Regions from separate parts of the Homo sapiens genome. Here regions 1 and 3 are each linked to region 2. Evidence: chromatin contacts called from ENCODE Hi-C or POLR2A ChIA-PET data. All regions are on one chromosome and are shown on one strand. The core of a region is the stretch at or near the end of the contact, and the rest is flanking DNA. Distances in the headings are between cores, read along the strand shown. Region 1 holds the start of LRP5 (LDL receptor related protein 5). Region 2 holds the start of TESMIN (testis expressed metallothionein like protein). Region 3 holds the start of C11orf24 (chromosome 11 open reading frame 24).

The links. A loop is a pair of places that touch in the nucleus more often than their neighbours do. ChIA-PET counts read pairs that join two places held with the same protein, here RNA polymerase II (POLR2A). Pooled maps may share reads with other maps.
Region 1: a pooled map shows a loop between it and region 2 (6-fold over the local background). The contact joins the promoter of LRP5 here to the promoter of TESMIN in region 2. A Hi-C loop is called at or near these places in 2 of 50 pooled maps. POLR2A ChIA-PET finds 5 or more read pairs at or near these places in 2 of 52 experiments (GM12878 and H1).
Region 3: a pooled map shows a loop between it and region 2 (8-fold over the local background). The contact joins the promoter of C11orf24 here to the promoter of TESMIN in region 2. A Hi-C loop is called at or near these places in 4 of 50 pooled maps. POLR2A ChIA-PET finds 5 or more read pairs at or near these places in 2 of 52 experiments (activated T-cell and common myeloid progenitor, CD34-positive).

The regions. Positions count from the first base shown.
Region 1 is chr11:68,310,028-68,314,598 of GRCh38, reverse strand. It overlaps LRP5 (LDL receptor related protein 5), which reads right to left and starts at 2,008. Exons shown (of 23, transcript NM_002335.4): 1 at 1,794-2,008. The coding sequence starts at 1,884. LOC124900302 (a long non-coding RNA gene) reads right to left here and starts at 1,150. Exons shown (of 2, transcript XR_007062749.1): 1 at 1-1,150. RefSeq lists enhancers at 272-1,146, 1,147-2,022 and silencers at 1,444-1,513, 1,524-1,683, 1,874-2,073, 2,094-2,383.
Region 2 is chr11:68,749,128-68,753,435 of GRCh38, reverse strand. It overlaps TESMIN (testis expressed metallothionein like protein), which reads left to right and starts at 1,916. Exons shown (of 10, transcript NM_004923.3): 1 at 1,916-2,016; 2 at 2,737-3,246. The coding sequence starts at 2,776. RefSeq lists silencers at 1,684-1,803, 1,814-2,103 and an enhancer at 1,804-2,789.
Region 3 is chr11:68,268,782-68,273,512 of GRCh38, reverse strand. C11orf24 (chromosome 11 open reading frame 24) reads left to right here and starts at 1,540. Exons shown (of 4, transcript NM_022338.4): 1 at 1,540-1,656. LOC105369363 (a long non-coding RNA gene) reads right to left here and starts at 1,411. Exons shown (of 3, transcript XR_950248.3): 1 at 1,337-1,411. RefSeq lists an enhancer at 577-1,431 and a silencer at 1,343-1,742.

The DNA of each region.
Region 1 (4,571 bases), core at 759-3,258, 440 kb after region 2:
TCCGTGCGTTCACAGCTTCCAATTGCAACAGGAAGCAATCAGGAAAAATAATTAGCGGCCCACTTACTGGCTTCGCTGAGGTCCGAGGCATGTATTTCACACAGTAAAACCAGGGATATAACATCAAAACCGTTCTGCAGAAAGATTCCTCCCTTTCCTTCCATTTTAGGCCTGGATCACCACATTCACTGGGGCTCCCAGGCCTTGCTGCCTAATGTTAAAATAATCAACTCTATTTTTGCCTCACACACAACTGAACTCTACAGCTATAATTCTTTCTCCTCAGGGGCTCGAACCACATGGACGACAGGCATTTGACTCCAGCAACATCACCCCAAAACGTGCACAAAACCCAAAACTGCAATGAGGTGAAAGGCAACGCGGTCGGCCTAGAAACCCCCCCTTTAAAACAAACAGTTTCCCCAAAACCCCTTTTGCCTCCTTGACCCAGGCATTTCCGGAAAAAGGAGCGGCGCTGGCCTGTACTCCCCAGATACTGTCGCTGTTTTGTCTTCACCTTGTTTTGCTAGCTCCAGACAAGGCCCCACAATGTAAACACGCTCCTGAAAGAGGCAGATTTGGGGTGAAACTGTCCATAGAATCTCTAGGCTTGGGTCAGAGGCAGGAGGACGTGAAACAAACTCCAAGCTCCTCCTGTTCCCCGCTGTCCCCCACACCTCCAAGCAGAGGCTGCAGCCTGGGGGATCTGACTACAGGGCCACCCCGCTGCACCATTCACACTGGAAATATTCAGGGAGACAGCTGTTTGCCTTAAGGAGGCCCAGACAAAGGGGCCCGAGGTCCTCCCCGCTAAACTGCCACAAACAGAACAGGAGCCGCGGCGTGCACAGGCACTTGCGGCCGTGCCACTTGGCCAGCCATACTCCAGAAAAACAAAACACGCACATCCGAAGAGAATGATTTAGGTAGCAAGAGGCTTGCTTGAAAAACCACATGGCAATCTCCAAATTAAAAGAACATGTGTAGCGTTTCACGACTGCTTAAGTTTCCTGAGTCCTCCTGACCTCAACTCCACCCCCTGGGAAACACCAAAAGTTGGAGAGAAAGTTCCCCCGCCCTACCTCTCCCCACGGGAGTGTACAACTGAGGCACAAGCCTGCCTCCCCCACTGCCCCGCGATCTGGGACCACGTCACCTCCGCGTAGCCGACCCGGGGATGGACACTATCTGGGGACCCGGCGGCCACACGGGGCATTCGGGTCGCCCGGGCACCTGGCAGGTGTCAGTCCGCTTGGAAACCCACAGCCACGCGGCTCACAGGAGCAGCGCCACCGGCCAGGCCGCCCCGCGCCCGGGCTCAGAACTTTCTCGCTGCAACTTCAGCCCGTCCTCGGAGCACGCGGGGCGGCCGCGCGGCCGCTGGAAACAGGCTTGCGAACCGGCTCCCCGGGCCAGGCCCGCCTCCGCGCCCCAAGTCCCCGCTCGGTGCCCGGCCCGGGCCACACGGGCCCAGCGCGGGCTCGGCTCGGCTCCCGGCTTCCCGCGGGCTCGGGCAGGTGAGGACCCGCCCGCGCCGCACCTGGCGGAGCGGGCGCCCTCCTCGCCAGCCCGGGACGCAGCGTCCCCGGGGAGGGCCCGGGTGGGGAGACAAAGGGCCCGCGCGTGGCGGGGACGCCGGGGACGGCAGGGGGATCCCGGGCGCGCGCCCCAACTCGCTCCCAACTCGCCAAGTCGCTTCCGAGACGGCGGCGGCGCCCGCGCACTTGGCCGCGGGGCCGCCCGGGCCATTGTCCGAGCAACCCGCGGCCCCCGGCCGGCCTGCGCCCACCTACCCGCGGCGGGGGCCGGGCAGCCGCACAGCGCCAGCAGCAGCAGCAGCAGCAGCAGCAGCGGCCACGGCGGCCCGGGCGGCGCTGCCTCCATGTTGTCCGGCGGCCGGACGGGCCCGCGCCGCGCTCACTCGGGCTCCATGGCGCGGCGGCGGCGGCTCCTCGCGCGGCTCCCGGCGCCTCCGCCTCCCCCCTCGGGCGCCGCGGACCAGGACGACGGGGAGGAGGGAGCTGGGCGCGCGGGAGCGGAAGCCGCGCCGCGTCTCCGCCCCCCGCCGCCGCCACCCGCGCCCCCCGCACCGGCCGCGCCCTCCCGCGGGCGCCCCCCGGAGCCGGCCGGCGGCCAGGCGGCCCCAGCGGCGCAGGTCCCCGCGGCCCCTCCCCGCGCTCCCCGCCCTGCCCTGGAGGTGCCTCCGGGAGGCTTGGCGCGGGGTTTCCGCCCCGCGGGGCCCGGCGGCCGATCGGGGCCCGGAGCCAGGTGTGTCACCTGTGGAGCCTCTATGAGTGGGGAAACTGAGGCACGGAGCAGGGCGGGGTTGCCCAAGGGCACACAGCGAGGCAGTTTCAGGGCGGGCAGCCTGGGGCCCCACGGGGCGGCCCCGGACACTTGTTCTCACCTGTGGAGGGCAGAGAAGGGAACAGGGAGAGAAGTGGCCGGCTGGGAGTGGAGGTGGGTTTGAGGTTTTACTGTAAACTAAATGTGTACCCTCTACCTTAGTTATGAATTATGAGACACGAAGACTGCGAAACAGACACACTCCTCTAAAAGTGCCTCTAGGCTGACAGGGAGAAAGTCCCGCCAGGCTCCCAGACGCCACCTTTGAGTCCTTCAACAAGCCCGCCAGGGCCTCTTGCCCACCGGTGTCAGCTCAGCCACTGAACCCTCCAGGAAGAAGACGTGCTGGTAGGAGAAGAATCTCACCCAGGCACAGCCTGGAAGGGGCACAGAAGGGGCTCTGGAACCAGCAAGCCCAAGTTGGAACTCCCAGTCTGCTACTTTCTAGAACGACTGTGCCCTTGGCGGGTCTAAGTAGAACCTCTCCGCGCACTCTTTCCTCCTTTGTAAAGTGGGGACAGCAATGGCCACCTTGCAGGTTCAGAGAGGGCTTGCAGTACCTCACAGAACTGAGTGCCCGTGAACGTGTGTGTTCCTCCAGATTTGTGACAGCTTTGCCAGGCTGGAGTCAGGCTGAACGCCTCTGCCCTCATGGGGTTTATATTCTAGGAAGACCAACAAAAACAAGAAGACGGAAAATTAAAACAACAAAAGCCCCATTGACAGGCCATGAAGAATGCCATGAGAAATGAAGGGCGTTGTGCTGCAGTGTTTGGGGAAACTGGCTTAGGGAAGGAAGGACACTTGAGCTGCTACCAAGGAGCAGCCGTCCGGTGGGAGGGCAGTTCAGGAAGAGCAGACATCCACGGAGGAGGCGCTGGGGCAGAGGGCAGCCTGGTCGCTGGATTCGGGGGAGGAACCACATCAGGCCATGAGCTGGAGCTGGTGGTAGAAGGTACAGGAGAGGCCAGCCAGGGCCAGCACATGTCAGACCTCAGGCGGGGAAGAGGAATCGAGAATGCACCCCACGAGCAATGGGAAGCCAGGCTAGGATTTAAGCAGCAAAAATATTTTCCCTTCTTCCACCCTGCATCCAGCTCTACCAGCACAGCCTGGGGTTCTATTTTCAAGATAGAAGAGACCCAGACTCCCAGCTCTTCTTACACTTCTACTACTGCCACCTGTCACCCACTCATGCGTCCCCACTTGCAGCCTCGACCCCCTTCCACCTGATCTCATGGCAGCCAGGGAAGCTCCAGGGCTCGTGAGGGCTGCCATCTCAGGAAAGAAGCAAAAGCCTTCGGCACCTGCAGGGCCTGCTCCAACCACACTTCTTCCTTGACCTCTCAGCTTCCTTAGCCACTCCCTTCCCACATCTCACCCTGCTCCAGCCACAGTGGTGTCTCTGTGGGTTCTCAAACACACCAGGTGCACTCCTGCCTCAGGGCCTTTGTGCTTGCTGTTCTCTGCTGGGACTCTTTTTTTTTTTTTTTTTTTTGAGACAGGGTCTCACTCTGTGGCCCAGGCTGGAGTGTAGTGGTGTGATCGTAGCTCATTGCAACCTCAAACTCCTGGGCTCAAGCAATCCTCCCACCTCAGCCTCTCAAGTAGTTAGCTTTTGTTGTTTTGTTTTGAGATGGGATCTCACTCTGTTGCCCAGGCTGGAGTGCAGTGGGGCAATCTTGGCTCACCACAACCTCTGCCTCCCAGGCTCAAGCAATTCTCCTGCCTCAGCCTCCCAAGTAGCTGGGATTACAGGCATGTGCCACCACGCCCAGCTTATTTTTGTATTTTTAGTAGAGACAGGGTTTCACCATGTTGGTCTGGCTGGTCTTGAACTCCTGGCCTCAGATGATCCACCTGCCTCGGCCTCCCAAAGTGCTGGGATGACAGGCATGAGCCTGTCTCTAGTAGTTAGGACTACAGAGAGGGGCCATCATGCCTGGTGATCCTCCCACCTTTTCTGCTCCAACTCTTTCACCCCACTTAGCCTCGTGGCTCACTCTCTTACCTCTTCAGCTCCTCAGTCAGGCCTGAGGACCCCTGTTGAAAATTGCAAACCACACCCCCCACCACCACCACCCACTATTGCCAGCACTTTCTACTCCATTTCTCTGCTTTACTTTTCTCCTTTGTACTCATCACCACCTGACTCATTACATGTTTACGTATCTTTCTTCTCTCCACTAGCATGGAAGCTCCAGGAGAGCAGAGAGTGTAGTTTT
Region 2 (4,308 bases), core at 667-3,166:
ACTCAGTAGACGTCTGATTCTGATTAGTAAACGAATGAACGGTGCAACCTTGTGGGTTACTCTCTCGCTTGGGCCACTCAAGCTATGCATAATTCTTGGGCTCTTCGATTTATTATTTTTATTATTTTTTCTGCTTCTGTGAGTGTTTTTTGTTGTTGTTGTTTTTGTTTGTTTGATTTTTGAGATGGAGTTTCAATCTTTTTGCCCAGGCTAAAGTACAATGGTGCAATCTCAGCTCACTGCAACCTCCGCCTCCCAGGTTCAAGCAATTCTCCTGCCTCAGCCTCACAAATAGCTGGGATTGCAGGTGTGCACCACCATGCCTAGCTAATTTTGTATTTTTAGTAGAGACAGGGTTTCACCATGTTAGTCAGGCTGGTCTTGAACTCCTGACTTTAAGTGATCTGACCACCTTGGCCTCCCAGAGTGCTGGGATTACAGGCATGAGCCACCACGCCCAGCCCCAGGCAAAATTTTCTTGATTTTTGAATGTTAAATGTACAACTAAATAGTACACGGTGTTGCTGTGCCTTGGGTACTACCCTTTAAAAATTTAGAAAAGTATTTAATTTTTAAAAGTGAGATTAGAAAGCTGATGTTTTACATTCTTTATTTTTACCAAAACAGTACCTGAGTAGACAGTACCTGAGGCTGTCTCCCCAGCACCCACTCCCACCAGTCCCTCTACACCCTTTGCAGTTTTCGCCATCACTTGAATTAAACTTTCACCTCCTCTTGATTAAACAGTGATATCTATTGACTCCTTAAAGATGAAATAGCTCATTCCCCACCCAAAATTTGAGACTTTCATTGTATTTGTGAGTTTTTTTTTTTTTTTCTGAGAGGGAGCCTTTCTCTGTTGGTCAGGCTGGAGTACAGTGACACAATCTCAGCTCACTGCAACCCCCATCTCCCAGGTTCAAGCCTCAGCCTTCTATGTAGCTGGGACTACAGGCGTGCGCCACTACGCCCAGCTAGTTTTTGTATTTTTTAGTAGAGACGGAGTTTCACTATATGTTGGCCAGGCTGGTCTCGAACTCCTGACCTCAGGTGATCCACCCGCCTCGGCCTCCCAAAGTGCTGGGATTACAGACGTGAGCCACCACGCCCAGCCGTATTTGTTACTTCTATTTCGGGACCAACTCCATCAGTTGCACCTGTAAGCTGCGTCACCAAGGACCGGGAGTGGGTGCAAGGCTGGGAACGTGCGGTGCAAGCCCCTGCCCTCTGTCCACCCGCAGCGTCCCAGGCCGGGATCTGTCTTGAGAGCTCGAGTGTAGAAAAATGTTTTATTTTATTTTATTTATTTTTTTGAGACGGAGTCTAGCTCTGTGGCACAGGCTGGAGTGCAGTGGCGGGATCTCGGCTCACTGCAACCTCCACCTCCCGGGCTCAAGCGATTCTCCTGCCTCAGCCTTCCAAGTAGCTGGGATTACAGGCGCGTGCCACCACGGCCAGCTAATTTTTGTATTTTTAGTAGAGACGGGGTTTCACCATGTTGCCCAGGCTGGTTTTGAACTCCTGACCTCAAGTAATCCGCCTGCCTCGGCCTCCCAAAGTGCTGGGACTACAGGCGTGAGCAACCACGCCTGGCCAGAAAAATATAACTGAAGCCCAAGGTCAGAAGCCAAGCTAGGCAGTCCCACTTAGCGCTGCCCGAGTTGATGGGGACCTCAGTTTCCCCACCTGAGCCTGGATCGGCTGAACCTGGGAGTGCCTCCCCTGACCCGCTCTGGCAACAGCGGCAGTCCAGGCCCCGCCCCTCGCGACTCTGTCTCCTCCCGCCCCAGACCACGCCCACCACACCTCCCTGGCCCCGCCTTTACCTCCCCGCCCCGACCTCGACTCCGCCCCACGCCCAGGCCCCGCCCACTGCCCGGGCGCCTCTTCCCCTCCCCCCAGGTTCCTGTCCCTCACCCTTCCCCCTTCTCCAACCGCCAACGGCCGCCTGCGCCTGAGGCCCGGCCCACGCCCCATCCCGCTCGCTCCACGCTGCGGCAGCCCCGGCGGCCCCAGGTGCGTCCCTCCGAGGAGGAATGACGGGGCGGTCCCCGGGCTGGGCCTCGGCTCTGCAGGCGGGGATGGGGGCTGCCGGGCCGGGTCGGGCCCCTGCGGGTGGGCGGAGGGCGGCGGGCCGTGGGCGAGGCCGCCCCTCACCTGGTCGCACCTCACCTGGCCCCCCCTCCCCTGGCTGCTCCTCACCTGACCCCCTCCTCGGCCGCCCCTCACCTGGCCCCCTCCCCTGGGCGCCCCTCACCTGACCCCCACCCCGGCCGGCCCCTCTCCTGGCCGCCCCTTACCTGGTCGCCCCTCCCCTGACTCCCTCCCCTGGTCGCTCCTCACCTGGCCGCCCCTCACCTGGCCCCCTCCCCTGGCCGCCCCTCCCCTGGTCGCCCCTCCCGTGACCCCCTCCCCGGCCGCCCCTCCCCTGGTCGCCGCTCACCTGACCGCCTCCCCTGGTCGCTCCTCACCTGGCCGCCCCTCACCTGGCCGCCCCTCACCTAATCGCCCCTCATCTGGTCGCCCCTCCCCTGACCCCCTCACCTGGTCGCCCTTCCCCGGGCCCCTCACCTGGCCCTCCCTCACCAGGCCGCCCCCTCCCCTAGCCGCCCCTCACCTGGTCCCCTCCCCTGGCCGCCCCTCCCTTGGCTGCCCCTCCCTTGGCTGTCCCCTTTCCTGGCCGCCCCTCCCCTCGTCCTCTCCTCTGGCTGCCTCTCACCTGGCCGCGTGTTGCAGGTGCGCGGCCCCCGCCATCCCGCCCCGCCGCCCTGCGCCATGGAGGAGGGCCCTCTGCCGGGCGGGCTGCCCAGCCCCGAGGATGCGATGGTGACGGAGCTCTTAAGCCCCGAGGGTCCGTTCGCTTCGGAGAACATCGGCCTGAAGGCCCCCGTGAAGTACGAGGAGGACGAGTTCCACGTCTTCAAAGAAGCGTACCTGGGCCCGGCGGACCCCAAGGAACCCGTCCTGCACGCGTTCAACCCCGCGCTGGGCGCCGACTGCAAGGGCCAGGTCAAGGCGAAGCTCGCGGGGGGCGACAGCGACGGCGGGGAGCTCCTCGGGGAGTACCCCGGGATCCCAGAGCTCAGCGCGCTGGAGGACGTCGCGCTCCTGCAGGCCCCGCAGCCGCCCGCCTGCAACGTGCACTTCCTGTCCTCGCTGCTACCCGCGCACCGCAGCCCGGCGGTGTTGCCCCTGGGCGCCTGGGTCCTGGAAGGAGCCTCCCACCCGGGCGTCCGCATGATCCCAGTAAGAACCGCCTGGGGAATGGGCACAGCTCCCCCTCCATCCCTTCCCCAACCCATCTGAGGCTGCTAGTGTACCCCAGGATTTCCCTCTACAAGCATTTTCCCTGGTGACACCACACACAGCCCACCGGAGTCACTGATTCTCGGTAGAGCGTATACTCTTTGTCGTCTTCCTAATCCAACATGCATCGGCCCAGCCAAGCCCTTTCCCCTGGAGGGAATTCTGCCCTGCACCAGTCGTCCAAAGCTGACCTAACCATGCAGACGGCGGACAACAAAAAAAGGGGGAAAGCTAGGACGTAGGTTCCCTTGGGCCCTGTTGCTATCCTTGGCTTAAGGAGAGAGGCCCGCTGTCTGCTGGTAACTATTGTCTGTGAAAACAAACGCAATGTGGTGGAGGGTTGGCGTGTTTGCATCTTGCATTTTTTTTTTCCTTTAACTTTACCAGGCTTGGAATCCACAGCAAGGACTCAGAGTTAATACTTGGATTTTCCGGGCCTTGAAGTCAAGATGTGAGATCTTCCCTTTGCTAATGAGTAATAGCTCTTCAAGCATATGCAATGTAAATCAGAGCCTAAAGAAATGCTTGCCAGCTCTCAGCCGACTGCCCTCTCTAGCTGTAGATGACCGCTGATAATTTTCCGCTTTGTTCTTGCCAAAACTAATGAGTTTTCAAAGGAAACAAAGGGTCCCAGGAAAATGTGTTCTCGACCCCTCAAAAAGGACCCAGCTCAGAAAACGAGACCACTCATCCATGAGGTCATTTTAGTAAGTTGTAGATGAAGCGTTTGTGGGACACAATGCTTGAGTCAGTATTGAGATGGCTGGAGCCTGACCCTGTATCATAAGCCAGAGCAGCAGGAGCTTGGATTTCTGCTCTTCCGGTTTTCTGTTATGGTAATTGCCAGTCCTTAGTGTACAGGAAAAGGATGGGCAGAGGCTGGGGCCTCCACTGACCTCTGTTTGTCCTCAGAGGAGCCATAGAGCTCACCAGTTCCCCCAGCCGTTTCCCAGGACAGAGGTCTTTCTCACAGCCTTTCTCAGAGGGCTTGAAATGTTAAGA
Region 3 (4,731 bases), core at 291-2,790, 480 kb after region 2:
ATGTTGGGATTACAGGCGTGAGCCACCGCGCCCAGCCCAGTCATTGATTTTTGAAAAGGGCAGGCAAAGAACTAAAATCTGCCTGCCGATTGTATATTTTCACTTCTGGAGTGAGCCTCAATACTGTACTTCATGTTAGATCCGAACTAGTTGGAAAAATTAAAGCAAATACATAGTGAAAGGATCTGATCTTCACATGATCCAACCGGCGTTGGGTCTCAGCAAACCCAACTTTGCAGGTTAAATTCCACACATGAACTGTGGTTGAACTGGGGATGGTGGTGGTGACATCAAATCGCATTTCAGGTGCTCCCAGAGCTCGGAGTGGATGGTAGATCCTGTCTTTGCCCAATCTCAGCTTTCTGTGTCTCTTAGCTTCCTAGCCGAAGACCCCAAGGCAGGTTATAAAACTGGAAATAAAGTCTTGGTTTGCTCCTGTGAAATCATCCTTCGCAGACAGGTTTTGGTTTGGACCGGGGGATGCCTGAGGGTCTTATACAGACTGGGATTCAGTCACAGAACTACTAACTTGCAAAGCCTATTTCTTTCTTTCTTTTTTTTTTTTGGAGACAGAGTCTCGCTCTGTCGCCCAGGCTGGAGTGCAGTGGCACGATCTCTGCTCACTTCAACCTCCACCTCCCAGGTTCAAGCAATTCTCCTGCCTCAGCCTCCCGAGTAGCTGGGACTACAGGCGCACGCCACCACGCCCGGCTAATTTTTTGTATTTTAGTAGACACAGGGTTTCACCATGTTGCCCAGGCTGGTCTCGAACTCCTGAGCTCAGATAATCCGCCCGTCTCGGCCTCCCAAAGTGCTAGGATTACAGGCAAGAGCCACCGCGCCTGGCCTGCAAAGCCTATTTCTAACCAAAGTCAAGTCCCACACACTTGCCTCTAAATTGCGTTTTGCTCCTTTGTTATCCCAGGTTTTACAATTACAGAGCACTTGATGAGCCTGTTTCCACGTCTGTAAAATGAGGCGAAGTTCTTCACTGTGCTATTGCAGAATTAAGCCACTGGCTCTATAGGCAAAGTGCTTAGCACGGGCGTGGCACGCTGCGGGTGCACAGAAACGCTCGCTGCCACCCCACCCTTAACTACCGGGCACCCCAGCGCCCCGCCAGGGGCTGAAGAAACGTGGGAGGAAGCGGAGGAACGCGAAGGGCGTGTGCCCGCGAAAGGTCTCACGAGGCGTTTCGAGGTCGCCTCTTCAGGCTCGGCTGCCGACAAGGTGCCTCTGAGCTCACCCAGCCCAACCCGCGCACCCCGGGACCCCAAGACGGCAGCGGGCACAGCTGGGCAGCAGAGACCCGGGAACACCCACTTCCGCCACAGACCTGCTCAAAATAGCTCCTTCTGGCAGCGCGCAAGAAGTGGCCCGAGCCGGCCCCGGGGAGGCGGGGCCTGAGAGCAGACAACCCCCCCACTTCCGGCTCGCCTCCGTTCGCCACAGGCCCCGCCGCAGCCGCTCTTCGCCCCGGCCAGCAGGCCCGCCCCGCCCTCCGTGACGTCATTTCCGGCGTTTGGGCGGGGCCCGGGCAGGGCGCGCTGCCCGGAGCTGCCTGGGTTGCGCTGCCGGCCACGTCCCCGCGCCGGGCCTCAGGCTCCTTCCTACTGTCCGAGGGCCACCAGGCCGCCGGGGGCCTGCTGCGCCCGGGTAAGGGGCTCGCACTGCCGTCCGGGTAGCTGCTGTCAGGGCTCCCTGACTGGCTTGGGACTGAGAGACAGAGGTTGGGGGGCAGGAGGAGGGTTGGATGGGGGCACGAGGGGCAGTGGGAGAGTGAGTGGGGCTGAGAGAGGCAGGAGGAACGGGACAGGAGGAGCGGCGGATGGGGCACGCACAGAGTGCAAGACGCTGAGCAATGCAGGTACTGAAGAAGTCAACTGGGGGCCGAGCATGGCTGGGGGCCCAAGAGACAGGAGGAGGGAGGAGGGCCGAAGGGGGCCCAGACTGGAGAAGAGGCCGGCTTGTCCCATTGTGGGAGCAGAATGGGGACACTCTGGAAGGGGGCCGAATTTGTCCTGGGGTCTTTCCCGGGCAAGCCCAGGACGGGACTGGACCCCAAGAAGTGTCGCTCTTACTTGAGTGACACAGACCTATCCCCCAGACCCTCTCTCTACCTGGGTGGAGGTTGTGCATTGCCCCAGATTCCCTCCCCTGCCCATCTGTCTCCCTGCCTGCTTCCCCCGTGCGAGTCACTTAGTAGCCCCCGTGTGGCTGCTTAGCATGTTGACTTAATCGTTAGGCTGATAGGAGGAATCGGCCTCCACACGCATGGTTTGCCACCAGAAATAATCATCGTGCTTAGAAATCTGACTGTAATAACTTGCAGCTATCCCTCGCCCCAGGAAAATCTCTAACATTTCGATAAAATCAGCTAGGAAAATCTTTAAAATACAGATGTTTCCATTTATACAGTGGATCTGCCTAATGGACAAAGGAATGTCAGAGCTACCCACGTTCTTAGCAAAAACTAGGCCCTAGTATTTAGCTGTGTTACCAAAACTTCCAGAAACCTGGAAGCAAGCAAGGTAGTTAATGTAATATAATAAATGTCCAATGTTCTAGGTTCCCGTCTGCCACAGAGTCACATCCTTTGGACTACAGGACAATGTCTATATACACAAAGCCATAAGTCTGTGTTCCTTGGGCTTCTGCTACCAAAGTTCAGCCAGGTGACGTGTCAGGATTAGGTACCTGCAGTTTGCCCTGTATTTGTGTTTGCAGTTCCTACTCCTTGGTATCTGTAGCTTGCCTAACTTGGTGTGGGGGCCTGGCCATGTTGCGGCTGAGTGAGTCTTAATAGCCTGATAGAATGTGGGGGTAACAGCTGTAGTCCTTTACCAAGCTTCAGGATTGGTCTTTGGAACCTCTCTATGCCAGAAAAAAAGAATTAAGTTATTTCTTTCCCTTTTTTTTTTTTTTTAAGAGATGGGGTCTCACTATGTTGCCCAGGCTGAACTCAAACTTCTGGGCTTGTAATCCTCCCACCTCAGCCTCCTGAGTGTCTGGGATTACAGGCATGCAGCACCACGCCTGGAGTCCAGTTTTGTGTAACTTGCATAAAGTGCGCCACATATAACAAGCCAAGGTTCGGAACACAAGAATTCAGACAAGATGCCTTGGGAGGCATCTCGAGGTCATGAACCAGAAAAGGATAGGGAGGTTGACACCCAGGGGCATAGTTGGGGGTGCCTTTGTCATGGAGTGTCACATGGCTCAAGGGAGTATCCTGTTGCACCTTCCTTGCAGATCCTATGGGGAGCTGACCCCTGAAGAAGGGAGCTCCCAGTGCCAGCCTAACCTTCCGTCTTTCCATCTGCCCTGGTCTCCAACTTAATACAAACTTAATTCTCTCTCGCTCATTCCCCTCCTGCCCCTGGGGTCTCTTTTTTCCCATCTATTATGGTCTGAGACCCTGATCTACCCAGTCTCCCTGTACCACATAATAATGAGAATAACTGGTGGGGTCCCGAGACCCACATCCTAATTTTGGCTTGAAGCCTTTGCAGGGGAAACTGTTATTTTAAATGTTGTTAATGGTTTGTCCATCATGAGTCAACTTACATAGATGACCACAGGTTCCCGCATGGGATCTTGACATTTAGAATATTCTGTTGGAAAGTGGAGGCAGGACCATAGCAGAGGGATGAAGTCATAGGACAATGAAGGCCTGTTCTCGACTACACAGTGGCCAATTCCTGTTTCTGTGGGAGTGACCACCAGCCCCACCGGCTGGGAGGGAGTAAGTGGTGATGGTATCCAGCAGAAGTTTCCTGAGAAACCCGTGGAGTGTCCTGATATAGCCTTGTGGACCTGCTCCGTGTGTGTGCCCTCACCTTTGTGTGTGTGATTTTGCATGTGTATGTGTGTGCCTGTGTGAGTGCACATGTGTGGTGGCATGTGTGCATGTGCAGATGGACATATGTGCAGCTGTGCGCACACAAGCGTGTGTGACTAAGTGCATGTATGTGTGGCTGTGTGTGCACACGTGGGCATCTGTGTTGGGAGCAGGCCCATGGTGGTCCTTGATATCACCACCTACTGATAACCTTCCCATGATAAGAGGTGACGAGCTGTTTCTGTAATCTCCTGAGTACGCGTTAAATATTCATCAATGAGAGAAGCATTTGTGCCGGTTGACATCTTTGCATTATGGCTTTGCTCCTGGATTCCTCCGAAGTTTTGGTTGGCTCCTAGGAAAATGTCTCTCCTGATATATAGATCGTGTAGTCTCTCTAAATTATGGAAATCAGCATGTGAAACTGTATCAGGTGGGATAACTCTGTGCCTTTCTGCTTAGTGGCTTGAAGTACTTGAAGAAAATATGCTGTTTTCTTTCCTTGGAGCCTTTCAGAAATGTTTTCCAAAAGTGATACATGCTTGTTAAAAAAAAAAAAAGAAGGAAAGATATGAAGTAGAGAATGAAAATCACAGGTGAATCCATTCCCCAGGGATATTCATTAACATTCTAGTGCAAATCTTTCCAGACCCTTGAATAAATGTCCCTTTTAACAAAAATAGGATCATGGTCCACACGTTGCTGTGTAACCTGCCGTGTTCATTTACTGATGCATGCTATATATCTTCCCATGTCAATAAGTAGAGAGTTGTGTATTTTTAACAGTTGCCATAGTATTTTATATATGAATGGGGCCATACTTGACAGAACTATTCCAGTTTTTTACTCTTTCTAAATAATGCTGTGAGAAATATCTTTGTAGATCATCT